3 separate regions of the Homo sapiens genome follow, and all the other regions are linked to region 1. Evidence: chromatin contacts called from ENCODE Hi-C or POLR2A ChIA-PET data. All regions are on one chromosome and are shown on one strand. The core of a region is the stretch at or near the end of the contact, and the rest is flanking DNA. Distances in the headings are between cores, read along the strand shown.

Region 1 (3,254 bases), core at 377-2,876:
AGAAGGGTCCAGGAGTCTGCAGAAACAGAAAGGTCCCCGGCCTCAGCCTCCTAGTCCCTGCCTGCCTCCTGCCTGAGCTTCTGGGAGACTGAAGGCACGGCTTGCAGCTTCAGGTCAGCCAGAGAATGGGGTTGTGCGTGCCCCCAGGCCAGCGCTGGCAGCGCCTGGGGGAGCATCTAGGACCCCGGGGTGCAAGTAAAGGGCCTGTAGGTGCTTCTAGGAAGGATGGGGACCTGGCGTGTGGATTTTGTCCTCCCTGGGATCCTGGGGTGTGACGGTGAGACTTAACCGACAAGGCTTCGGGACATGGATTAAGAATTAGCTGTGTCCTTGAATCACACGTGTTAAGACCGCGGCGGTGTTTACAGTTAGAGACTTCTGAGGCCCCAATGGTGTGAGTTGAGCACTCCCCCGGGCCCTGGAACGTGTTTTTAAGACCGAAAGAGGCTTTGGGGCTTGGATTTAGGACAAGCTGGAGCAAGAATACAGCCCGCGCGGGCCGTGGGTGTGGACTGGGATATTTTTGGTCCCCCGGGGTAGAGATCCTGCACGCCAACTAGGGCTCGGGTCCTGATATCTTGCGAGCCACGCCCCAAGGCTGCAGGACACGTGTGTTTCCTAAAAGGAGAGGGGGTGGGGCAAGGCTTGGTTGTCATGGAGACAGCGGACGACCCTGGCGGGCCGTTCTAGCACCCATGTCTCTTTGGCCGTCGCCTCTCCGGTCCGGTTGCCTCTCTATGGTCGTGGCTTCTGGAAGACGGCCGGCCTCGGCTCTGCGGGCTGAGGGGCTTCGAAGTAGACAGGAGGGAAGAGGGGCGGGGCCTAGGTCCTAGGGGGGCCGGAGTGAAACCCAGGAGGTGGCGACCGAGCCAAAGCCTGAGGGCGGGGCCCGTGGCCAGGATAGAACCTGAGCCTGGGAACTTGGGCTAGGCCCGGAACTGGGGTGGGGCTTGAACGGATTGGGGAGGGCTCTAGTTTCGGGAGGGTGGGGCGTGTGCTTATTGCGGGGGGGTGGGGAGGCATATGTCTAACCTAGGGGGTGGGGCCTGGCTGAGAGGGGCGGGACTCGGGGAGAGGGCTTGTACCTGTGGGCTGGGCTAGAAGCATAACCTAAGGGCGGGGCCCAGTGAGTGGTGAAAAGGCCACGGGGTAGAGGCAGGACCAGGAGGAAAGGGGACAGGACGTGAAGGGTAATTCGGGGATCGAGGATAGAGGCTAGATGAAGGCATGTGGCGAGGCCTGACAGTGACCGACAAGGTGGACATGCTGGCTCTGGGGGCGGGGACTGTTGTAAGATTGGCAGGGAAGGATGGGCTCAAAAATATGGAATAGAGCGGACCCAGGGTCCGGGGGCGGAGCCTGGCCAGGACCTGGCCAATCCCAGGCCTGGGGCCCTGGTCTGGTTCCTAGTTAGCGGGCGGGTGTAAAAGCCTGGAAAGGGGCGATGCCTGGCCTGAGGAGTTGACCAATCCCAGGCCTGGGGGCGGAGTCTGACTCGGAGCGCGTTCCCGGACTCGCGGGGGGCGCAGAGCCGAGGCCTGGGGGCGCGGCTCGCTGTAGAGGCGGGGGCGGTCGTGGGGCGGAGCGGGTCGTGGGGCGGGGCTGGAGCGGCCCGCGGCCTCAGCTCTCTCTGCTTCCCCAGGATGCGGGCTCCGGGTGCGGGCGCGGCCTCGGTGGTCTCGCTGGCGCTGTTGTGGCTGCTGGGGCTGCCGTGGACCTGGAGCGCGGCAGCGGCGCTCGGCGTGTACGTGGGCAGCGGCGGCTGGCGCTTCCTGCGCATCGTCTGCAAGACCGCGAGGCGAGACCTCTTGTGAGTGTTGCCGGGATCCGTCCAGGGCTGGGGGCGGGGCTGAGGGCTCTGGGGGCGCACGGTGCAGGGCTGGGTTGCGGGGACGGCTTGGAGGGTCCGGAGAGCTGAGGGTGCTTTGTAGGTTGGGGGCGGGGCTGGGCCGAGGGCTGGGCGGGGGCGGGGCCTGAGAGGGTGACCAGTTGGGGGTCTCTGAGGGGGCTACAGGGGACACTTTAAGGATTTCTCGAGGAAGATGAGTAGCCTCTAAGGTGCTTCGGGCGTTGCAGGCTGCTTAGGAGATGATCTCAGGGGATTTGGGGGGCAATTTGGGGGTCTTTGGGCAACTGGTGGAAATTCCAGGGAGCTGGGGCTGACTGGAAATCCGTGGCGGTGTGGGGGTCTTTTTGGAGCCGTGATAACTGTGAGAGACTTCAGGGGGCTCTCCAGTAGGTCACCGGGGCTCACAGGGACGACCCAATAGATAGTCTCTGGGGGGTTGCCAAGACACTTTGGGTCTATCTAGGGCTTTCTCTGAGGGATGAGCGAGCTGCTCTATAAAGGACTTCCCGGGTTTCTGAAGGTGTGAGTTTCCTCGGGATCGTTTACAGCTGGGGCACTGTTTGAGATTTTGGGGTCTGTGTGGGACTTTGGGTTTGGGAGTTGTTCGGAGTGTGTCGGGAGGCTGCTGTGTATTCCAGGACTTGTTTGGGGGGTCTCTTCTGGAGACTGGGACACTGGATTCATGCTAGGGGGGCAGATTCTGGTGTCCTGTGCAAGGATCCTTGGAGGGTTTTTGCGGTGTCTCTGAGGGACTTGCTCAAACGAGCCGTTGGGGGTCCTTCTGGGATGAAACAGGCATTGCTGGGGGCTTCTATCAGAGCAGACCTCAGGAACAGCACCACGTGGGAGCAGGTGAGCGCCGGCTAGCGGGGCAGGGCTCAACACCTTCACAGCTCCTTGTAAGATGGAGTAGCAAGAGGGACTGAACCCATTGTAAGGAGGGCACAGAGGGTGTGGAGATGGGAAAGATCCCACCGTAAGTTGACTGGTTCTGAACTTTCTAAAACTCACCCCTTCTGCATGCCATGGCCCCCTGCCCCCGGCTCCTTGGTTGTTCTGATGTGGAAATCTGACTGTGCCCTCTGCTCAGACACCTTCCATGGCCAGCCCATCCTTGGCAGAAGGAAGACTCAGCCCCTAGCTGGGCACTCAAGGTCCTACCATCTGTTCCCTGCCCACCTGCCACTCCCCCCATCCATATGTTCACCTGGTCTTCAGAAAGACTTGCAGTGTCAAGCTCAAGCTGCCCAGAACATACTGGACCCCTTTTAGCCAGGGCAGGCTCTCCCTCTGGGAACCTTTGCTGAATTTTCCTGCTCAGCACCCTCCCATAGCTCCTTGTTGCCCTTAGAATTGACGCCATACTGGCCGGGAGCGGTGGCTCACGCCTGTAATCCCAGCACTT
Region 2 (3,254 bases), core at 254-2,753, 240 kb before region 1:
ACCTCGTCTCTACTAAAAAATAGAAAAAATTAGCCGGGCGTGGTGGTGGGCGCCTGTAGTCCCAGCTACTCAGGAGGCTGAGGCAGGAGAATGGTTTGAACCCTGGAGGCGGAGCTTGCAGTGAGCCGAGATCGCGCCACTGTACTCCAGCCTAGGAGACAGAGCGAGACTCCGTCTCAAAAAAAAAAAAAAAAGAAAAGAAAGTACAGGTGAGGGAATCCGTTATCATGCCAGTGCCGCCAAGGTTGTGGGAAAACCCCTGTATCTCTTGGAGCATAAATGGTACAATCTCACTAAGGAGTAACTTGGCAGTATGTTCCAAATGTAAAATACACACATCCCAGACAGGAGGCTGAGGCAGGAGGATCGCTTGAGTCCAGGAGTTGGAAAACAGCCTGGACCCATAAGGACATTTCCTCTCAAAAAAAAAAAAAAAAAAAAAAAAAAAAAATGCCAAGCACGATTATGGGATCACACCTGTAATCCCAGCACTGTGGGAGGCTGAGGCGGGTGGATTGCTGGAACTCGGGAGTTCAAGACCAGCCTGAGCAACGCGGCGAGATCCCGTCTCTACAAAAAACACAAAAATTAGGGAGGCGTTGTGTCACCTGTGGTTCCAGCTATTTGGGAGGCTGAGGTGGAAGGATCAATTGAGGCTAGGAAGGAGGTCGAGGCCACAGTGAGCCATGATCATGCCCTCCAGCCTGGGCAACACAGCCTCTCTCTCTCTCTCTCTCTATATATATATATATAAAAGGCCGATTTGGGGCACACTGTCTATAAGTTAGCTCTGCTCTGCCAGGAACAGTACTGTTCAGTAAAGATGCCATCTAACACCACCTGCTCGCCCTTAAAAGAAATAAAAGAAAAAGAAAGAAAGGGGCGGGTGCGGTGGCTCACGCCTGTAACCCAGCACTTTGGGAGGCCGAGGCAAGCGGATTGCTTGAGTCCCGGAAGCTGTTCAAGACCAGCCTGGCTAAAATGACGAAACTCCGGGCGGGCGCGGTGGCTCACACCTGTAATCCCAGCACTTTGGGAGGCCGAGGCGGACGGATCACTTGACGTCAGAAGTTTGAGACCAGCCTGGCCAATGTGGCGAAACCCCGTCTCTACTAAAAATACAAACAACAACAACAGCAAAAAATTAGCTGGGCGTGGAAGTGTGCGCATGTAGTCCCAGCTACTCGGGAGCCGGAGGCAGGAGAACCGCTTGAACCCGGGAGGCGGAGGCTGCAGTGAGCCGAGATCACGCCACTGCATTCCAGCCTGGGCAAGTGAGACTCTTGTTAAAAAATTTTTTTCATATAATTGCTGAAAAAAATAAATAAGTTTAAATTTGCAAAACCATCCCGTTTTTTCAGACAAACTTGAGGGTCGAGGTCGGAGTCGACCATGTTTCGAAGGTGTGTGGCCACGCCCAGCCAGGTCAGCCCCGCCCCCAGGCCGTCAGGCCCAGCCCCCTTTCGTCAGACCCCGCCCCCAGCCCTGCTGAGCGACCCCGCCAGTCGGGTCCATCCTGCAGTAAATGCACAACCCGGACGGAAGTGCCTCTCCGACAGCAGATCCAGGCTCGGAGCTCCAGACGCTGGGACAGGTGACCCGGGGCGGTAGCGAGCCGGACGGCCTTGCAGGTGGGGCGGAGGTCCCGAGGAGCTCCTCGGGCGCGGTCGTCTGTGGGCTCTGCGCGCCCTGGAGGTCGAGGCTCCGGCAGCGCGGGGGTTAACTCGAGCCGGTCCCAGGCTGCGCGGCGACGTCAGAGTTCATTTACATAGCGCTTATTTGGGTTGCGCAGTCGTGGGCGGGGTCTGGACGTCGCTGCGGACCAATCGCGTGCGTCTATGCAAATAGCGGTCGTTCTGGGGAACTCTGCTCCCGCGGGGTGAGAGTTGGCCGCTCTTCGGCCGAGCTGCCCGCGCGTCCTTTCTCCGTGCGCGTCGTCAGGCGTGTCCTCTCCGCGTGTCCACCCACAGGCCGCCCGCAGACCACCCCCGCCGCGCGCGGGACACGACGCCCCCCGCAGGACCCGCCCATCAGCCCGGAAACCCCTGAGCTGCTTCTCCCGGAGGCCGATGCCCACCCGGGAGCCCCCAAAGACTCGCGGCTCCCGGGGGCACCTGCATACTCACCCGCCTGGGCCTGGGCCCCCGGTGAGCCTGACCGGGAGGGGGTCCCCAGGCCGGGCCTCTAGGCAAAAGATTTAGCCCCTCCAGTTTGAGGGACTCCGGTTTCCCGACACCCCGATTTAACTCCAGACCACGATTCCTGTGGCAGCTGCAGGGACTGGCGCCCCGAGGCCTCAAAACCAGCGCCCCCCGCCCTCCGTGCCAGCCCCAGCCGGGACCCCACAAGGCAAAGACCAAGAAGATTGTGTTTGAGGATGAGTTGCTCTCCCAGGCCCTCCTGGGCGCCAAGAAGCCTATTGGAGCCATCCCTAAGGGGCATAAGCCTAGGCCCCACCCAGTGCCCGACTATGAGCTGTGAGTGTCCCCCATGTGATTCTTCATGCCTGGGATCAGGAGAGGGGCACTGAGGCTGGGGCTTTGATAGTTGAATAAGAGTTTACCAAAGAGTAGAAAGGAAAGGATCCCTTGCTGATCAGTAGTGGGATTGTCCCTGTGAATAAGCCACTGCACTCCAGCCTGGGCAACACAGTGAGATCCCGTCTCCGAAAATAAATAAATAAATAGGCGAGGCGCGGTGGCTCATGCCTGTAATCCCAGCACTTTGGGAGGCTGAGGCAGGCGGATCACCTGAGGTCAGGAGTTCGAGACCAGCCCGGCCAACATTGTGAAACCCCGTCTCTACTAAAAACACAAAAATTAGCTGGATATAGTGGCGCATGCCTGTAATCCCAGCTACTGAAGAGGCTGAGGTGGGAGAATTGCTTGAACCCGGGAGGTGGAGGTTGCAGTGAGCTGAGATCGCTACACTGCACTCCAGCCTGGACAACAGAGCAAGACTCTATCTCAAAAAATAATAATAAATAAATTAAAAGAGGGAGAGAAAAGGAACGTTTCTAGTAGGGGCCCAGCATGGACAAAGAAAAGCAAATTACACTGACTGGGGGAAAGAGTGGGGTTCTTTACACTCACACTCTGACCCTCTTCAACCTGGTAGTAAGTACCCGCCAGTGAGCAGTGAGAGGGAACGGAGCCGCTATGTCGCAGTGTTCCAGGACCAGTACGGAGAGTTCTTGGAGCTCCAGCACGAGGTGGGGTGTGCACAGGCAAAGCTCAGGCAGCTGGAGGCCCTGC
Region 3 (3,254 bases), core at 506-3,005, 220 kb before region 1:
ACTCCCTGCCCGTCTCAGAGACACCCAAAGTTTGAGGGATTTTTCCAGGAGCCCCAGGTCTGCACCCACCCCTGGGGGAGAGGGACGTTTCAGTCAATTCCGGTGGCCCTGCCGGCCTTCCAGTGGCGATTTCCGGTGACCCAAGGCCCAGAGTGAGCCCAGAGGGGTTCCCTGAGATGGGCAAGCCCAGCTCCCACCCCCACCCCCACCGCTGGGCCCCTCATGCGAAGAAGGCCGCCCCGTGCCACCCCAGCCTCCCTCCGTCTGCCGCCTCCGTAGCCACAGCGACTTTGGAAGTGATATTTGACCCCAAGGGCGCGCCGTATCGATCCGCGCGGCCGCAGACAATGGCCCCTGGACGCTGCGAGCTCCACGGTCCAAGTTCCACGTTCGATTCCCTCGAGGGCATCCCGCGCGCCGGGATCCCCGAGAACGGGTGCCCTGGGGTTGGGTTACCACCCCTGACAGCACCCCTACCCCCACCCCAGCGCGGAGATGACCCCTCCCCAGAGAAAAAGCGGAGGGAAGGAGAAGCAAGTAACTGGGGCAAAAGCCTCCAGGGACCACCTGATGGGGGGGGAACCTGCAACGATGTAGCGCCGACTGTATACACAATCCCAGCCATGGAATGCGGGAGGAGGGTGCTGTGCCCCTATCTCAGAGGGGGCAGTGGAGGCCCAGGGAAGGTCAGCGCCAGGCCCAAGGTGACCGAGCAGGTCAGAGGCCTGCCCCAGGTCGGGGCGGGGTGCACGGCGGCGGCGCGCGGATGGGGGGCTCACCGGCAGGTGTAGCTGAGGTTGCGGCGGATGCTTCGCTTGAAAAAGCTCTTGCAGCCCTCGCAGGTGAAGACACCGTAATGCTTGCCGCTCGACTTGTCCCCGCACACCACGCAGTCCACCTGCAGCCCCGGCCGCTCCTCGTCGCCCGGCTCGGCGTCGCTGGCGGCACCGGGGGGCGAGGCCGAGTCGTCCTCGGCCGCGCGCGGGTAGCCGCCCGCCTTGTCCACGCCGTTCGTGTCGCCGCCGGGGCCGCCCCAGCCGCCGGTCACCATGGCCATAGCCCCAGGGCAGCGGGGCCGGGGCGCCCCCACCGCGCTCTTCCCTCCGGGCACCCCTCTCGGCCCGGGGGACCCTACGCGGCGCGCATTCGGCCCCGGCGCGCGGGGGGCACGGGCTGCACCCCCCAAAAAAGTTTTGCAGCAACTTCCTGCGGCCGGTCCTCGCGCCCGGGCGGAACTGGTCGGGCCGGTTCCAGGCCAACTTTCCCACGCGTGCGCGGGGCCGGGCCCGGGGCCGGGAGGGGCACGCTAGAGGCGCGGGCCGGGGGCCCAGAGGACTCGCGTCCCGCCGCCCTGGGGCCCCGGCGGGGGCGCGCGGGCCATGGCCCGGCCCGAGCCGCGCAGGGGGCGTCCTCTGGCCTGGCCGCCGCTCGCCCGGGGGCTGCGGCCAACTCAGCGGGCCGCCATCCGAGCGCGGGAGGCCGGGGGGAAAGTTTGGCCGCAAGTTGCGCGGCCGCCCGTGGCGGGGGGGGAGGGGCGGCGGGTGCGCGCCGGGGCTGATCGCCGCGCCCCCTGGGTCCCCCGGCGCCCGCGGCTGCCGCTCCGGGCCTGCAGGGCCGCTGGGCCGGCGCCTCTGGAGCTGCCGCCCCCGCTGCGGCCGCTCCTGCCTGGCCTGGGCCTGCGCCTGGGCCCAAGCCTCGCTCTCGCCGCCGCCACCGCCACCGACCCCGCGCGCCGGCCTCGCGCTGCGGCCGGTTTGACACACAGCGTTCCATTCGCGGGGCGGGCGGGGGGCGGGGGCGGGGGCAGGGGCGCGCGCCGCGGGCTGGGGGCGGGCGCTCGTTGCCCCGGCGACGGCCGCCCTTATAAGGGCATGGGTGGCCGCGCGCGGCGCCGGGCGAACGGGCCGGCGGGAGGGACGGGGGCCGAGCGCTGGGCCGCGGGGCCTGACCCTCCCCCGCCTCCCTCTGCCCCTCCCCCCGCACCCCCGCCCTCGCCCTCGCCCAGCTCGGGCCTTAACCCCTGCCGGGCCGCGGCGGGAGCCTCAGCCGCGCCTGCCCTCTGCCCTTCCTTGAGCCTCGCCAAGATGTCTCTCCAAGGCCCTCCCCTCCACCTCTGGCCTTGGACGTTGGGTCGCTCGATCACCCTCGAGGCGCCCCTCGGAACCTCTCCCCACCCCACAGTTCCTGGCAAAGCAATGATGGGGGGCCAGTGGCACCCGGGGGGGGGGTACGCCCCTGCGCAAGACACACGCGCGCGCGAGACAGACAGACACACACACACACACACACACACACACACACACACACACCCTAGATTGTGTTTGCTTCCTCTTCCAGAAAGTCGCCGCGTCTGACCCCCACCCCACCCTTTCTCTGCTCGGGTTAACACCTGGTGCCCGGAATCTCCAGGGGGAAGGGATGTTGTGGTCTGAGACCGGCTGGCCGGGGCCGCGAGGTCAGGGGGCCCCTCTGCAGAATTTCTGGCCTCCGGGGGCAGGGCGCCCACCCGCCCCGCGCGGCTGGAGGCGACAGGCATGCCCTGTCTGGGGGCCTGCCCCTTTTTCCCTTTTAATTTCCTTTTCTTTCTGTGCTTTGCAGAAAGGGCTTGGCCTGGCGGCCGGCTGGACTGCAGATGTCTCTTCCAGGCGCCCTGGAGCCTCGCAGCTGCCGCCACCTCCAACTCACCCCATCCCCCAGTACCGGGGCTGGGGCCCGCCCGACCAGCATTTATTAAGCACCCTTTGTATGCGAGGCCCGGGCTGGCGAGCCTCTGGCTCTGGGCAGGTTAACCTTTAACCGGCTGGACAAGCCCTTCCAGGAGTGACCTTTCACCTCGGAGTCTTGCAGCCCCAGCCACCCAGACTGTGGTCCCACCCCGCCCTGAGCCCAGAGCTGGACACCAGAGCATGCAGCTGGGCCTCTGAGAGCTCTGGCCAGGACAGTGCCTTCTGCGCACCCCCTCCTCTGCCTCCCAGAGCCCTGATGAGACTTGAAGAATTGCCCTCCCTGGAGTAGGGGGAAAGATTCTTAGAGATCTTACAACACTTAAAAAGAAACTGAGGTTCTGGGAGAGCCAGGCACACCCAGCCCTGGGCCTCTCAACCTGCTCCAGGGACGTTCTGGCTGCCTGGGAGGTGGAGGAGGAGGCGTTAGTAAACACGAAAAGCAGGAAGGACTAGGATTAGACATGAGCAAGGACTTCCCGAGGTCTAGAGTCGGGTTCTGCCCACAGCCTGATGTAATCCCTGCTGGGA

What was found. Hi-C counts contacts between places; a loop is a spot of excess contacts on that map. ChIA-PET counts read pairs that join two places held with the same protein, here RNA polymerase II (POLR2A). Pooled maps may share reads with other maps.
Region 2: a map of sigmoid colon shows a loop between it and region 1 (2.2-fold over the local background). The contact joins the promoter of OCEL1 here to the promoter of SLC27A1 in region 1. A Hi-C loop is called at or near these places in 2 of 168 maps with a recorded cell type or tissue (naive thymus-derived CD4-positive, alpha-beta T cell and sigmoid colon) and 10 of 50 pooled maps. POLR2A ChIA-PET finds 5 or more read pairs at or near these places in 3 of 52 experiments (H1, PC-9 and activated CD4-positive, alpha-beta T cell).
Region 3: a loop to region 1 is called in a pooled map, with 6 times the contacts of the local background. The contact joins the promoter of NR2F6 here to the promoter of SLC27A1 in region 1. A Hi-C loop is called at or near these places in 6 of 50 pooled maps. POLR2A ChIA-PET finds 5 or more read pairs at or near these places in 2 of 52 experiments (Panc1 and WTC11).

What each region holds. Positions count from the first base shown.
Region 1 is chr19:17,468,898-17,472,151 of GRCh38, forward strand. It overlaps SLC27A1 (solute carrier family 27 member 1), which reads left to right and starts at 1,627. Exons shown (of 12, transcript NM_198580.3): 1 at 1,627-1,810. The coding sequence starts at 1,644. RefSeq lists enhancers at 692-821, 2,243-2,744 and a silencer at 1,572-1,701.
Region 2 is chr19:17,224,723-17,227,976 of GRCh38, forward strand. OCEL1 (occludin/ELL domain containing 1) reads left to right here and starts at 1,504. Exons shown (of 6, transcript NM_024578.3): 1 at 1,504-1,594; 2 at 1,971-2,147; 3 at 2,272-2,477; 4 at 3,118-3,254. The coding sequence starts at 1,526. RefSeq lists silencers at 1,391-1,480, 1,711-1,830, 1,851-1,900 and enhancers at 1,424-2,098, 2,099-2,772.
Region 3 is chr19:17,244,164-17,247,417 of GRCh38, forward strand. It overlaps NR2F6 (nuclear receptor subfamily 2 group F member 6), which reads right to left and starts at 1,756. Exons shown (of 4, transcript NM_005234.4): 1 at 780-1,756. The coding sequence starts at 1,057. RefSeq lists silencers at 1,107-1,176, 1,187-1,346, 1,747-1,996, 2,397-2,476 and an enhancer at 1,740-2,689.